Linked DNA regions of Homo sapiens: region 1 is linked to region 2. Evidence: read pairs that join two places in POLR2A ChIA-PET (ENCODE). Cell type or tissue: PC-9. All regions are shown on one strand. Each heading gives the region's core, and the rest is flanking DNA. Links, peaks and the distances in the headings are about the cores only.

The links. Peaks named below come from ENCODE experiments on the same cell type or tissue, not always from the same donor. Only the 100,000 strongest peaks of a DNase experiment are listed, where the experiment ranks them.
Region 1: POLR2A ChIA-PET joins it to region 2 with 13 read pairs; 7 of 35 experiments call an interaction of 5 or more read pairs at or near these places.

What each region holds. Positions count from the first base shown.
Region 1 is chr14:103,319,282-103,327,345 of GRCh38, reverse strand. No RefSeq gene overlaps it. Among named protein-coding and RNA genes, the nearest start is that of EIF5, 11 kb to the left of the region's middle. RefSeq lists enhancers at 7,913-8,002, 8,023-8,064. In PC-9, for the core only: no CTCF peak of the experiment used is centred there; no DNase peak of the experiment used is centred there.
Region 2 is chr14:103,479,199-103,487,262 of GRCh38, reverse strand. MARK3 (microtubule affinity regulating kinase 3) reads right to left here. Exons shown (of 18, transcript NM_001128918.3): 14 at 6,773-6,876. Among named protein-coding and RNA genes, the nearest start is that of CKB, 40 kb to the left of the region's middle. In PC-9, for the core only: no CTCF peak of the experiment used is centred there; a DNase peak (open chromatin) is centred at 3,502; H3K27ac peaks cover 1,307 bases.

The DNA.
Region 1 (8,064 bases), core at 1,852-5,851, 160 kb after region 2:
TGGACAGTCGGAAGCCCTTGTACTCTGGGACATACCGACATGATAGATTTTCCAGGAGCCAAGTTTCAGCTGACCTTTTAGACCCAAAGTTGGGGACTGAATGCTCATAGAAAAGAACGAGTGACTCCCTATCCATGTGTGTGTGTGTGCTCTCCCCTTCCAGGTGTGCGTGTGTTCTCCCCCTCCAGGTGTACGTGTGCACTGTCCCCCTCCAGGTGTGTGTGTGCTCTCCCCCTCCAGGTGTGCGTGTGCTCTCCCCTCCAGGTGTACGTGTGCTCTGTCCCCCTCCAGGTGTGCGTGTGCTGTGTTCCCCTCCAGGTGCGCGTGTGCTCTCCCCCTCCAGGTGTGCTTGTGCTCTCCCCCTCCAGGTGTACGTGTGCTCTGTCCCCCTCCAGGTGTGCGTGGGCTGTATCCCCTCCAGGTGTGCTTGGGCTCTGTCCCCCTCCAGGTGTGCATGTACTCTCCCCCTCCAGGTGTGCATGGGCTCTGTCCCCCTCCAGGTGTGCATGTACTCTCCCCCTCCAGGTGTGCGTGGGCTCTGTCTCCCTCCAGGTATGGGTGTGCAGTGTTCCCCTCCAGGTGTGCGTGTGCTCTGTCCCCCTCCAGGTGTGTATGTAGGCTCTGTCCCCCTCCAGGTGTGTGTGGGCACTGTCCCCCTCCAGGTGTGCATGTGCTGTGTCCCCCCTCCAGGTGTGGGTATGCACTATTCCCCTCCAGGTGTGTCTGTGCTCTGTCCCCCTCCAGGTGTGTGTTTGGGCTCTCCCCCTCCAGGTGTGCATGTGCTCTGTCCCCCTCCAGGTATGTGTGTGGGCTCTGTCCCCCTCCAGGTGTGCATGTGCTCTGTCCCCCTCCAGGTGTGTGTGTGGGCTCTCCCCCTCCAGGTGTGTGTGTGCACCCACATCTGCCCCATCATTTATTCCCCATTGCTTGCCTTACCTCTGTGTTTATCTTTACTCATTTATTCATTCATTCAATGGATATGTACCACATGCCCTCTATCTGCCAGCCCTAGAGGATTTAAACAGCTAAGACATTGTTTCCCAGGGCTATTGTTAACAAAGCAACAGAAACTGTGTGGCTTAAAACAACAGAAATTCAGTTTTAGTTTTTGGCTGGGCACGGTGGCTCATGTCTGTAATCTCAGCACTTTGGGAGCCCGAGGCAGGCAGATCACTTTAGGAGTTTGAGACCAGCCTGGCCAACATGGTGAAACCCCATCTCTACTAAAAACAGAAAAATTAACCAGGCGTGGTGGTGGATGCCTGTAATGCCAGCTACTCGGGAGGCTGAGGCATGAGAATCGCTTGAACCTTGGAGTGCAGTGAGCTGATATCACGCCACGGCACTCCAGCCTGGGCGACAGAGTGAAATTCCGTCTCAAAAAAAAAAAAAAAGAAATTCATTTTTTCACAGTTCCATAGTCCAGAGGGTACAAAATCCTTGGGTTGGCCACTGCATGCACTCTCCAGCATCTGGTGGCTGCCGGCAGTCTTTGGCGTTTCTCAGCTTGCAGCCATAGAGCTCCAAATCCGCCTCTGTCATCACTTGGTTTCATTGCCCTTGCGTAAAGTATCTTCACTTGGCGTTTTCCTCTCTGTGTCTCTCTCTCTTTTTTTTTTTTTTTTTTTTTTTTGAGATGGAGTGTCGTGCTTGTTGCCCAGGCTGGAGTGCAGTGATGCGATCTCGGCTCACCGCAACCTCTGCCTCCCAGGTTCAAGTGATTCTCCTGCCTCAGCCTCCTCAGTAGCTGGGATTGCAGGCGCCCGCCACCACGCCTGGCTAATTTTTGTATTTTTAGTAGAGATGGGGTTTCACCATTTTGGCCAGGCTGGTCTTGAACTCCTGACCTCAGATGATCCACCCGCCTTGGCCTCCCAAAGTGTTGGGATTACAGGTGTGAGCCACCTCGCCACCGCACCCGGCCTCTGTGTCTCTTCTTATAAGGACACCAGACATATTTAATTGAAGACCTGCCCTATTCCAGCATGACCACATTGTAACTCAATTAAATCTGCAATAACCCTATTTTCAAATAAGGTCTCGTTCACAGGTACCTGGGGTTAGGTGTTAAACATATTAGATTCTGTTTTGTTTTGTTTTTTCTTCTGGAGGGTCTAGTGAGAGAACATATCGCTTTGGGGACATGATTTAAAAAAACTTCAAATCACACGAAATGTAGAGCATGGCCCTTGCTCATCATCCACTCTGGGAGACTCCTAAAGCGTCAGCCAGTGCCCGGCGGCAGCTGTGGTTTGGTGGCCTTGTTGCTTCAGATACACTCATCACTGGATCCCCACAATAGCAGTCCTCTGACAGAGATTCTGTTGCTGCTCCACTTCTGCACAGATGAGGAAACTGAGGCACAGAGGGGTTATACAGCTTGACCGAGGCTACAGTTAAAACCTAAGTTACTATATCCAAATATATGCAAAATAAAAACCAGGCACGGTGTTGCCCACCTATAATCCCAGCTACTCTGGAGGCTGAGGCAGGAGGATCACTTGAGCAGAGCTGGTGTGTGGATACGGGCAGGAGGCTGGGTCCTGAGAGATGAACAGCGTGTGTTTCCTGGTAAAGCCCAGCAGGCTGCGTTCTGTTTCCCATCAGACTCCTCTCTTGTGATGTGGACAGCAGGAAACTAACCTATATTTTGGTCACTCTCCTGAAATCAAGTCTGCCGTCATTTAAATACCCTCACAAGGTAGGACAGGCTATCCTGCCAATTTCCCAGGGTGACCATCTTACAAGGAGACGGACAGTACAGAAGCAAGGGCTTCTGGTATAAGGTAAAACGAATCTGATTATCTTCTTGACCCAGAAGGTGATATTTCTTTTTTTATTTTTATTTTTTTTAGGTGGAGTCTCGCTCTGTCGCCCAGGCTGGAGTGCAGTGGCACAATCTCAGCTCACTGCAACCTCCGCCTCCCAGGTTCCAGTGATTCTCCTGCTTCAACCTCCTGAGTAGCTGGGACTATAGGTGCACACCACCATGCCCAGCTAATTTTTGTATTTTTAGTAGAGACAGGGGCTTCACCATATTGGCTGGGCTCCTGGTCAGGAGTGTCGAACTCCTGACCTTGTGATCCGCCCGCGTCGGCCTCCCAAAGTGCTGGGATTACAGGCATGAGCCACTGTGCCCGTTTGTTTTTTTGTTTGTTTGTTTGTTTTTTGACAGGGTCTTGTGTAATGGCTTGATCTAGACTCATTGCAGCCTCTGTCTCCTGGGTCCAAGTGATCGAAGCCTCCCAAGTAGCTGGGACTACAGGCATGCGTCACCACGCCTGGCTAATTTTTGTATTTTGTATTTTGTATTTTTTGTAGAGAGTTTCACCATGTTGGCCAGGCTGGTCTCCAACTCCTGGCTTCAAGTGATCCACCCACCTTGGCTTCCCAAAGTGCTGGGATTACAGCTGTGAGCCACCACACCCGGCCCAGAATGTGATGTTTCTAACCTTACGTTTACACAAATTTATGTCCATATTTAGGGTCAATTTCTTAGGTCTCTGTCATGTTCTCTAGTAGATGGAAGAACCATCCAGAAACCATTGCATGCTCTAAATAACCTTTCTTTTGTGGTACTGCTTTCTCTAAGCAAATATAGTTAGCACCAGATGGGACTGTTGCAATACAGAGTTTTTAACAACAAAAAAAAATTGATTCATTTAGGGTTTCCTTAAATTAGGTGAGCGATTTTTTTCCTTGAGCACTGAACTCCCACATTCAATATTCCCGGCGTGACATTTTGTGCTGTTATAGTTGGTAAGTGAAGCTCAGCTATTCTGAGCTTTATGTGCCAGGAGCCTGTGCTCAGAAATCCTTTTTTTAGTTTCGCTCATAAAGGCTACTTGTATGTTTGGGTATTTCATGCAGAAGGAAGTCTTCCGGGCTGGGTCATTCACATTCCATGCTCTCTTGCTAGGCATCTACAAAGTTCATAGCCATTTTTAACACACACCTTTGCTGCGATAAAATCACAGTCAGAATTTAAAGCCATGACTGGTCTATTTCCTTTAGCATAATGTCTTCGGGGTTCATCCGTTAAGCTAAGGGAAATAAGCCAGTTTCAAAAGGAGAATTACTATAGAATTCTATTAGTATGAGGTACCCAGAGCAGGCAAATTCATAGAGACAGAAAGGCTGGGGCAGGGGCTAGAGGGAGTCATGGTTCAATGTTTCGGAGTCTCAGTTTTACAAGATGAAAAAGTTCTGGAGATGAATGTTGGTGAGAGTTGAAAATAATGTAAATAGACTTAATGCCGCTGAACTGTACACTTGAAAAGGGTTAAAATGGTAAACTTTAACCATTATTTTACCACAATAACAAAAAGCCACTACCCTACAATAATAGCCTAAGTGACTACATCCAAATATATGCAACATAAAAGCTGGGCATGGCGTTGCACACCTATAGTCCCAGATACTCGGGAGGCTGAGGCAAGAGGACCACTTGCACGCACAGCAGTTCAAGGCTGTGCCGTGTTATGATCACGCCTGTGAATAGCCACTTATTTCCAACCTGGGCAACAGAGTGAGACCCACATCTCTTAAAAAAAAAAAAGCAAATATATACAAAATGGTGAATATATAAATGATTACATTTCTGCAATTAAACATGATGTATGCCATAAATATTAATTATAATCATGTATATATGAAATTTGCTTTTGGTTTGTATATTTCCAGATTTTTCAAATTGAAACTTTCCTTGGCAAACAGAAATTATTTTAACTCTCTGACTTACTAACTCTGTGACTTTGAACAAGTCTCTTTTGTATTTTGAGCTATTAGTGTCCTGTATAATAGGAATGATAGTACTCTACAGGGTGCCCACCCCTGTCCAAATTGTAAAGCTGTGAAATTTGCTCAGCAACGCAGGTAGAAACCAAAGTAAATTGAGATCATCTTTCAGTAGGGTTTAAGTGGTAATGGGAACAAGTGCAGTGCTGGAAATCTCTTAGCCCCATAGCACGGCAGTCCCAAGCCCGAGTCCTTCAGGGGCCAAGCAGGTGATGGCAAAGTGGGAAGCAGGCTGGGGCAAGGCAATAAGGAACAGCAGTAATTGTGGCAAACCGGAGGGCCTCAATTTAGAGGCATTTATATTCAGTTAGAAAAAAACAAAAACTCCATGCAGGGCAAACAAAACTTGGACGGATTTTATCTGGCCAGTGGGCCACCGGTTTGCAATTTCTGCTTCACTTTTTAATTTAATTAATTAATTAATTAATTAATTACTTTTTGAGATGGAGTTTCACTCTTGTTGCTCAGGCTGGAGTGCAATGGTGCAATCTTGGCTCAGCGCAACCTCCACCTCCCAGGTTCCATTGATTCTCTTGCTTCTGCCTCCCGAGTAGCTGGGATTACAGGCATGGGCCACCATGCCTGGCTAATTTTGTATATATATATATTTTTAAATTTTTATATGTTTGTTTGTTTGTTTTGAGAGAGTCTTACTCTGTCTCCCAAGGTGGGGTGCAGAGGTGCAATGTCAGCTCACTACAACTTCGGCCTCCTGGGTTCAAGCGATTCTCGTGCCTCAGCCTCCCAAGTAGCTGGTATTACAGGCATGCACCACCATGCCTGGCTAATTTTTTGTATTTATCACATTGTCTTGGTATTGAACTCCTGAGGTCAGGTGATTTGCTTGCTTTGGCCTCCTAAAATGCTAGGATTACAGACGTGAGCCACTGCACCCAGCCTGCAATTTCTGTTTTAGAGTGAGAGATGCTTAGATCTAGAAGGGACATGGAAGGCCTTTTGGTCCCAACCCCTATTTTTCAGAAGAGAAACCATGACTAATATATGGGCTGCTTTAGGAAGAGCTGGTCTAGAATCCAGGTGTTAGACAATTATTTTCAGGGCTCTCTTCTACCTCCCTGCCAGCTAGAAACATTTTTTATTTTCAGATAATGTATCCTTCCAAGTTTGAATTTGAATCTTTTTTTAAACGTAGATACATTTGTTTAATTTTGTGTTACTGCCCAGATCAAGTCAGCTCCTAGTACTTTTCTATTTTAATGATAGCTGCCACCTCCCAACAAAACCCAGCATTCAATGTTCAACAGAAATTCTGATATGCATACTATGTGCCTACGAGCCTTTTAAAATTGCAATGACAGTGTTTTTATTTGGTTCTTTGGATTAAATTGTCTAAAGAATTTATTGTGAACATTATTGTATCTCTGATTCTGTTGGCCTTCTATGAAATTTTACACGTCTTGAGACAGACGGATTTTTATCTTTGGTTCTCAGGTTATTAACATGTACTGTGAGAATTTAGATTGTTTTAGTAGAACTCTAACCCGGGGCACAAACTGGCAGGCCTGGGATGAGCAGGGCCTCTGTAGGCATGTCATGCTCGCCAGCACTATGCTTCAAAATACCTTTTTCCAGGCCGGGCATGGTGGCTCACGCCTGTAATCCCAGCACTTTGGGAGGCTGAGGTGGGTGGATCATGAGGTCAGGAGTTTGAGACCAGCCTCGCCAACATGGTGAAACCCCGTCTCTACTAAAAATACAAAAATTAGCCGGGCGTGGTGGCACATGCCAGTAATCCCTGCTCCTTGGGAGGCTGAGACAGGAGAATCGCTTGAACCCGGGAGGCAGAGGTTGCGGTGAGCTGAGATCGCACTGGAGAGCTGGAGACTGCACTCCAGCCTGGGTAACAGAGTAAGACTCTGTCTCAAAAAAAAATAAAAATACAAATAAAAATAAATAAATAAAGTGGAATGAGAAAATAAAAAACTTGCCCAAAAGAATGATCAAGTTCTCTAGGGAATGTCCACACTGCAGGGAGCAGCCAAGATGTACAATCAATTTAGTGGGGCCAGAGGAGCATTTAAATTTTTTTTTGGCCAGGCGCAGCGGCTCACACCTGTAATCCAGCACTTTGGGAGGCAGAGGCAGGAGGATTGCTTCAGCCCAGAAGCTCAAGACCAGCCTGGTCAACATAGTGAAACCTCACCTCTACAAAAAACACAAAAATTAGCCAGGCATGGTGTTGTGTGCCTGTAGTCCCAGCTACTTGGGAGGTTGAGGCAAGAGGATCTCTTGAGCCTTGGAGATCAAGGCTGCAGTGAGCTGCACTTGGCCTGGCCCCCAGAGCAAAAGACAGGAGCATCAGGAAGTACGGAGGAAATGGGCAACAGCCCAGCTTTAGCCTGGGCAATAGGGCAAGACCCTATCTCTTAAAAAAATTTATTGGCCAGGTGCGGTGGCTTACACCTGTAATCCCAGCACTTTGGCAGGTTGAGGTGGGTGGATCACTTGAGGTCAGGAGTTCAAGACCAGCCTGGCCTACATGGCAAAACCCCCGTCTCTACTAAAAATACAAAAATCAGCCGGGTATGGTGGAGGGTGCCTGTAATCCCAGCTACTGGGGAGGCTGAGGCAGGAGAATCACTTGAACCCGGGAGGCAGAGGTTGCAGTGAGCCGAGATCCTGCCATTGTACTCCAGCCTGGGCAACAAGAGTGAAACTCTGTCTCAAAAAACAAAAAAGATCTTATTTTTTAGAGCAGTTTAGAGCAGTTCCAGGTTCATAGCAAAATTGAGAGGAAGATACAAACTATCCCAAGTGCCCCCAGCACCCCCAACATGCAGAGCCTGCCCTGTTATCAGCGTCTCCCTGGGTAACGCATTGATTGCCCCTGATGACCCAACATGGACACATTGTAACCACCTGGTCCATGCTACATTCGGGCTCACTCTTGGTGTCGCACATTCTATGCAGCAAAACATTTTTAAAAATAAAAGCAGCACAGAGTAGGTCAGGGTGCTTTGCATCTGGTGACGGTAAGTACAGTATCGTTCTGGGAAACGTTCTGTTTCAGTTACATATTTGAATGTGTGTGCTGTTTGTCATGCAAAATTCTTCCCTAACTGTGAGTTGTGGTGACAAAAGATTGAGAGAGACTTTGGGAGTTCAAGGGATGAAGAGGCACATCAGGTTAGGGAGAGCCTGGAAGGGCTTTTTGGGGTCAGGTACCCTGGAAGATAGGGAAAGAAGGGAGAAAACCCAACAGAGGCCAAGAGTATTGGGGGAGGGATTGAGGGGACAGTGAGGAGT
Region 2 (8,064 bases), core at 1,385-5,384:
CCGTCTTGGCCTCCCAAAGTGCTGGGATTATAAATTATTAACTTGAGGCTGGGCGTGGTGGCCCACGCCTGTAATCCCAGCACTTTGGGAGGCTGAGGCGGGTGGATTGCTTGAGGCCAGGAGTTCCAGACCAGCCTGGCCAACATGGCAAAAACCCATCACTACTAAAAATACAAAAATTAGTTGGGTGTGGTGGCGGGCCCCTGTAATCCTAGCTACTCAGGAGGCTGAGGTATAAGAATCGTTTAAACCCGGGGGTGGTAGCTGCAGTGAGCTGAGATCATGCCACTAAACTCCAGTCTGGGTGACAGAGAGAGACTGTTTCAAATTAAAATAAATAAATAAATAAATAAATAAACTTTTTGACATACTAATTTTAAAGGCAATTAAATAAACTTTTTAGAAATTTAATCCATGTCACATCATGAGTTTCACAAAGCAAGCAACAAAATATTTCCGATTTTTCTGATTTCTACAGTAGGCCTAACACCCAGAAGGAAACAGTAAACTCAGTAAGATGTTTGCAAATTTCAATTTTGTACAATCAAGCTCACAAAAATCCTATTTACAACAGGCAGCCCCAACATCACAATGGTCTACATATATATTCTAAAAGGTCATCAAGCTAATTGTTATGAAATTCGAATAATATTTCCCCCCAGAAAAGTGTTAAAAATGATAGTTTTATTTCCTATTCTAGCCCACAATCTACATAAGCAAAACAGTAGCAGCATTACATTTTTTTAATAATTAAAAAATTTTTTTAAAGTTTTTGTGGGTTCATAGTAGCTGTATTACATTAATTTTTTTATTTTTATTTTTTTGAGACTGGGTCTGGCTCTACCGTCCAGGCTGGAATACAATGGTGTGATCTCGGCTCACTACAACCTCCATCTCCCAGGCTCAAACCATCCTCCTGCCTCAGCCTCCCAAATAGCTGGGACTACCGGCATGTACCACCACACCTAGCTAATTTTTGTATTTTTAGTAGAGATGGGGTTTCACCATGTTGGCCAGGCTGGTCTTGAACTCCCGACCCCAGGTGATGCACTTGCCTCGGCCTCCCAAAGTGCTGGGATTATAGGTGTGAGGCACTGTGCCTGGCACCCAGCTAATTTTTTTGTATTTTTGGTAGAGATGGAATTTTACCATGTTGCCCAGGCTGGTCTTGAACTCCTGGGTTCAAGCAATCCTCCTGTCATGGCCTCCCAAAGTGCTGGGATTACATGGTGGCGTGAGCCATCATGCCTGGTCTACATTTAAACCTTAATTGATAGAAATAGCAATGTTTTTCTTAAAATTCAAGTTGCATGAAGAGAGTTCCTATTAATCTTCCCAACTGTTTTGTATTCATGACTATCTTTTAAAATTAAAAAATATATATATTTTTATAGAGACGGGGGTCTCAGGCTACTTTGTCCAGGCTGACCTTGAACTCTTGGCCTCAAGTGATCTTCCTGTCTAGGCCTCCCGAAGTGCTGGGATGACAGGGCTTGTGAGCCACTGTGCCCAGTCTTGACTATCTTTTCTAAAACATTAATCCACTTAAGGTTACTAAAGGATAGGCACTTTGAATTTGTTGCTATGACCTCTAGCCCCTATCAGAACATTCTGATAAGAAATGTATTGGCTGCTGATTAAAAGCATACTCAAGTGACTGGGCAAAAGCAGAATTAAAAATATAGTCCAAGGACAGGCATGGTGGCTCATGCCTGTAAACCTAGTGTTTTGGAAGGCTGAGACTGGAGGATCCCTTGAGGCCAGGAATTTGAGACCAGCCTGGGTAACATGGGAAGACTTCATCTCTACAAAAAATAAAAAATTAGCCAGGTGTGGTGGTCCATGCCTGTAGTCCCAGCTACTCAAGAAGCCAACACAGGAGGATCATTTGAGCCCAGGAGTTCAAGGCTACAGTACACTATGATCATGTCTGTGACTAGCCACTGTACTGCAGCCTGGGCCACACTGCAAGACTCCATCCATCTTAAAAAAAAAAAAAAAAAAAAAAAAGCAGCCTTTTTTTTTTTTCTTTGAGATGGGGTTTTGCTCTTGTTGCCCAGGCTGGAGTGCAATGGTGCAATCTTGGCTCACCGCAACCTCTGCCTCCTGGGTTCAAGCGATTCTCCTGCCTCGGCCTCCCAAGTAGCTGGGATTATAGGCATGCGCCACCATGCCTGGCTAATTTTTTTTTTTTTTTTTGTATTTTTAGTAGAGATGGGGTTTCTCCATGTTGGTCAGGCTGGTCTCAAACTCCTGACCTCAGGTGATCCGCCCACCTCAGCTTCGCAAAGTGCTGGGATTACAGGCGTAAGCCACTGTGCTCAGCCCTTTTTTTTTGTTTTTGAGACAGAGTCTTGCTCTGTTGCCAGGCTGGAGTGCAGTGGCGCTATCTCGGCTCACTGCAACCTCTGCCTCCTGGGTTCAAGTGATTCTCCTGCCTCAGCTTCCCAAGTAGCTGGGACTACAGGCGCATGCCACCACGCCCAGCTAATTAATTTTAGACAGGGTTTCACCATGTTGGTCAGGATGGTCTTGATCTCCTGACCTCATGATCCACCTGCCTCAGCCTCCTAAAATGCTGGGATTACAGGTGGGAGCCACCGCGCCCAGCCTAAAAAAAGCAACTTTTATATGTAGTCCAAAGATACATACGCTAAGTGTCCTCAATCCTTCTCTGCTCAATCTCTATGTGACTTGATGCAGGGTAAAGTGGATAAAATAATAAGCCACTTCACAATTTTGAAACTTTACAGTAATATCCAATATCTAAAATTTATTTGAAAGATTCTGGGCCTGGTGCAGTGGCTCATGCCTGTAATCACAGCACTTTGGGAGGCCAAGGCAGGTGGATCACTTGAAGTCAGGAATTTGAGACCAGCCTGGCCTAGTGAAACCCCATTTCTATTAAAAATACAAAAATCAGCCAGGTGTGGTGGTGTGTGCCTGTAATCCCAGCTACTGGGAGGCTGAGGCAGAAGAACTGCATGAACCCGGGAGATGGAGGTTGCAGTGACCCGAGATCGTGCCATTGCACTCTAGCCTGGGTAAAAGAGCGAGACTCCATCGCAGAAAAAAAAAGAAAAAAAGAAAAAAAAAAAAGAAAAGATTCTGTTTGCATTACTGTAACACCAGCACGTCACTTCTCTGGGGTCTTTAAATGAAGTAGTCTAAACAGTGTCGTCCGGGTATCTAAAGCATATGAAATCGTAGGAGCAGAGTGTCTCTGCTATGTAGGTGGTTTAGCAACATTATTAACTTGAAAGATTAGGTTTAGTCAGTGCAAACTAAGAAAATTCTGCATAACCTTGTCTGAACAGTCTATAATTAATAATGAAAGCTAACATTTGTTTGAGCACTCACTACGTGTCAGTGCTATGTGGTTTAAGACTCACTGCAAACCTATACCATCATGATAGAATCATACAATTGAAGGTGTAATCAAACCTTCTCATGCCTAGTTTACACCAACCATTAGTCACGCCTGGAATCTGGCCATTTTTCGAGAATAACATCAGAAGGCAGAATAATTACAGCAGAAAGTGGGCTGGCCTTCAGCACGACCAGTTTAAAACTAGTCTCAGAAAACGAATCACAGGTGTTTGTGCCAAAGTAACAACTGGCCCTAACCTATGCTCCCTGTGTCATTAACTTTATTGTTCCCACAGGAAAGCTGATAAAACAAAGATTGGCCTAGTAAGAACCAATTAATAAAACTAATTTTCAAAAGAAAAAATAATTAAAATTAATTATATTGCCTATGACGAGAAAAAGCCTTGCATTTAGTAAGCCTTTAAAATATCCTGTTTACAGTAGGATTTTGAAGGTAGTAAGGGCTTAAGATATGTGGAGTCTCTGGTTTAAACCTTCACACAGTTTTTAAAAAATCAGCCATCATTATTCTCATGTTGAAATTCCGTATGAACACTCATATAAAGAAGAAAACATTTAAGGCTAAATGTCGAAAATATTTAAGGCTAAAATTGGAACTTAACATGTTTGTTTCAGAAGTTAACATAGGTCCAGGCATCCTACAGCTCACTCATATTTTAAATTAGTGAAGAAATAAGATATATGGGTGGGTGAAGAGAGGGAAAAGGAACAATTTGCCGAAGAAGTCATCTGTGCAGGGAAAGCTAATTGTATCTCACTGAAGACTCAAGCATCAATTTTAAGGGAAAGCTGTCACATTTAGTGCCTTAACTAAAGAAGTTAAACCCAATAATTTTCCAGTCTTTTAATTCATTTATAAGATAGGAAAGGAAAGTCCAAATATTATTAAAACAATGGGCCCTGTCTTTTAAGGTTTGGCGGTGAGACTCTCTTTGACTAAAGAGAAAGACGACACCTTCAGAAGCAAAGTATTTCAATGACTGATGCTAAGAGAAGCAACGAGACAGGTCAGGATATGAAAGAGTTGGCCCCAACAAGGCAGGTGTCTCCAGGGGGAATGCAGAAAGGAAATATTGCCAAAGAAATTAAAGAAGTCTTAAATATTATTTCCAAAGAGTGAAACGAAAAATTTTAGGAAAAGAGAATCAGAAGACACAGGCATATATGCATGTGCCTGGTGTATGATACGTGTAGCACAGGATGGAAGCAGAGAGCAGATCTTAGTCTTAACACCCTTGAGGAGACTGACTCTGCACCTCAGACAGTCACATATCCTAAAGTTCAGAAGGAGCTGGGTAGTGCATTTTCAGAATTTAGAAGTAGTAAAGGTAATGAAACAACTTTTTTTTTTTTTAGATGAGTCTTGCTCTGTTGTCCAGGCTGGACTGCAGTGGCGCGATCTCAGCTCACTGCAAACTCTGCCTCCTGGGTTCAAGTAATTCTCCTGCCTCAGTCTCCCTGGTAGCTGGGACTACAGGCGCGTGCCACCACACATGGTTAATTTTCGTATTTTTAGTAGAGACGGGGTTTCACCATGTTGGCCAGGCTGGTCACGAACTCCTGACCTCAAGTGATCCACCTGCCTTGGCCTCCCAGAGTGCTGGGATTACAGGTGTGAGCCACTGTGCCTGACCATGAAACATTTCTGTAGTCCTGTAGACTACAATCTGTAACACCAGAAACTTCTAATTAAGTCTTCTATTGATATTTTCTATTAAGTCACTTTTGAACTAGAAGAAATTTGAAAGTTAAGAACTGAACTATAATACAAATCTACCAGAGAGTAGACTACTATTAAGAAATACCTGGCTGGGTACGGTGGCTCACGCCTGTAATCCCAGCACTTTGGGAGGCCGAGGTGGGTGGATCACAAGGTCAGGAGATCGAGACCATCCTGGCTAACATGGTGAAACCCCGTCTCTACTAAAAATACAAAAAATTACCTGGGAGTGGTGGCAGGCGCCTGTAGTCCCAGCTACTCGGGAGGCTGAGGCAGGAGAATGGCGTGAACCCGGGAGGCGGAGCTTGCAGTGAGCCGAGATCAGGCCACTGCACTCCAGCCTGGGTGACAGAGTGAGACTCTGTCTCAAAAAAAAAAAAAAAAAAAAAAAAAAAGAAATACCTATATCAATCATTATCTGTAAACTATCTACCCCAGCTGCTATACTCAAGTTCTTAGTAGTTTTTAATCATAAGAAAAGACAATGTTGAAACACACACACACACACACACGAGTCATAAAAGAGAACAAGAGAATGTAAATATTGCTAAAAATTCAACGAATAATAACCATAATCTTACAGAACAAATGTTACTCCTCATATCAACTCAATCCTAAGTGGCCTATGGAACAGGGAAGTGATAAGCAGTTTGGAACTAAGGATGAAGGAGGAGAGAATTTTTGATTAGGCTGTCACAAAATGTAGTGATCAAACATTTTGTTTGACTAATGAGATCAAACATAGGTTAGGATTAAGAAACAGAACCTCACACCGTAACTGCAGAAAGTAAATGTCAGAACAATTCTGATGCAAACAATGTTCAAGTTAAAAGAATGATGTACACTTACTGCTCTTCCAAAAACAAAGAAGGAAAATCCATGCCAGCCTGGGAAATTTGTTCTGAACAGAATATAGCATATTTAGCTATTCTCTACCAATCTAACTTCTCTTTTCTCTCCACCCAGACTAACCCCACCTCAGAGTCTCTACACCTATCCAATCCCATTTTACTGACTCTACTTATTTTATTTCAAAACCCCAAGAAAATCATGTGCATGATAGGATGCTCTCCTTATTGACATGTAACATCATTGTCTTTTTAAAGTCACGCTCATCCTATGTATGCTTGCTATGTAGCCAAATTAAAAGCATTCAGAAGGCTGGACTTTCCACTTCTCTTGGCTTCTCCAGTGTTTCTATTTAGACTCAGCCATCTGGACCCTTTGGTAAACTGCGGACCTTTAATGCTACCTGGTGCTGTACATTCTCCTGAGGTATGACTCTCTGCCTCACGTCCTTATCTTCCCCCACTTTCGGCTTTTGTTCAAGTTATTAATGAGCACAAGACAATCTCCATTTCCTTATTCACTGTTCTACAACATAACCACAGCTTACTATCTACTTCCTCTAGGAAACCCCCTGGGTTTAACTCAAGCCTTTTAATCATCATACACAGCCAGGCAGGAGGATGATGCTCTGGACAACAAAAAGAATTTAGAATTCTAGTATCTTGCTAAAAATTAGTATACAAATTTAACTTACCTTCAGAGAATACTTACAGTTTTAATTTGAAAATGATTATAAGAACAAAGCAGTAAATAACATGCTTCCATTTCTCTTGGGAAAAACAACTTTTCTTACAAACAGGTAGAATCTCCTACCTGTTTTCTTTGCCATTCTGAATCACTGAGTGTCTATCAGCTGTAGTTCTCTCACTGCAAACATAAGTATTTCGTCGTGTCATTCCACCAGATGCTGTGTTACTCTATAAAAAAGGGCATTTTTGTCTTAAATTTATTTGGTAAATACAGTACAATGAGAAAAAATGAACTTATCTACATAAATAGGAATGTCAGTCTTTTATTTACTTGTTTTTTGAGGCAAGGTCTTACTCTGTCACCCAGGCTGGAGTGCAGTGGAGCAATCTTGGCTCTGCCTCCCAGGATCAAGCAATCCTCCCACCACAGCCTCCCAAGTAGCTGGGAATACAGGCATGTGCCACCACATTTGGCTAATTTTTTTTTTCTTTTTTGAGATGCAGTGTTGCTCTGTCGCCATGCTGGAATGCAGCGGTGCGATCTCGGCTCACTGCAACCTCCCCCTCCTGGGTTCAAGCGATTCTCCTGCCTCAGCCTCCTGAGGTGCCCGGCCTGACAACCTAATTTTAAAATCGGCACCTTCAATAGATATTTCTTTAAAAAAGCTATACAACGGCTGGGCGCGGTAGCTCACACCTGTAATCCCAATACTTTGGGAGGCAGAGGTGGGCGGATCTCCTGAGGTGAGGAGTTCGAGACCAGCCTGACCAACATGGAGAAAACCCGTCTCTGCTAAAAATACAAAATTAGCTGGCTGTGGTGGTGCATGCCTGTAATCCCAGCTACTCAGGAGGCCAGGAGGCTGAGGTAGGAGAATCACTTAAACCTGGGAGGTAGAGGTTGCGGTGAGCTGAGATCGCACCATTGCACTCCAGCCTGTGTAACAAGAGCAAAACTCAGTCTCAAAAAAAAAAAAAAAAAAAAAGCTATACGTATGGCCAAGAAACACATGAAAAGATGCCCAATATCATTGGTCATTAAAGAAATGCAAATCAAAAGCATGAGGTACTACTTCATACCTGCTAGGAAAGCTTTAAATAATAAAATAATTATTAATTGTTAGAAAGAATGTGAAGAAAACAGGGACTCTCACTATTGCTGGATAAAATGGTACAGTTGTGAGGAAAACAGTTTGGCAGTTTCTCAAAAAATTAAACATGGAGTTACCATATTACTCAACAATTTTATTCCTAAATATATACCCAGGAAAAATGAAAACACAGCCAGGTGCAGAGGCTAACACCTATAATCCCAGCACTTTGGGAGGCTGAGGCAGGATGTCTGCTTGAGCCTAGGAGTTTGAGACCAGCCTGGCTGGGCTACATAGGGAGACCTCATCTCTACCACAACAAACA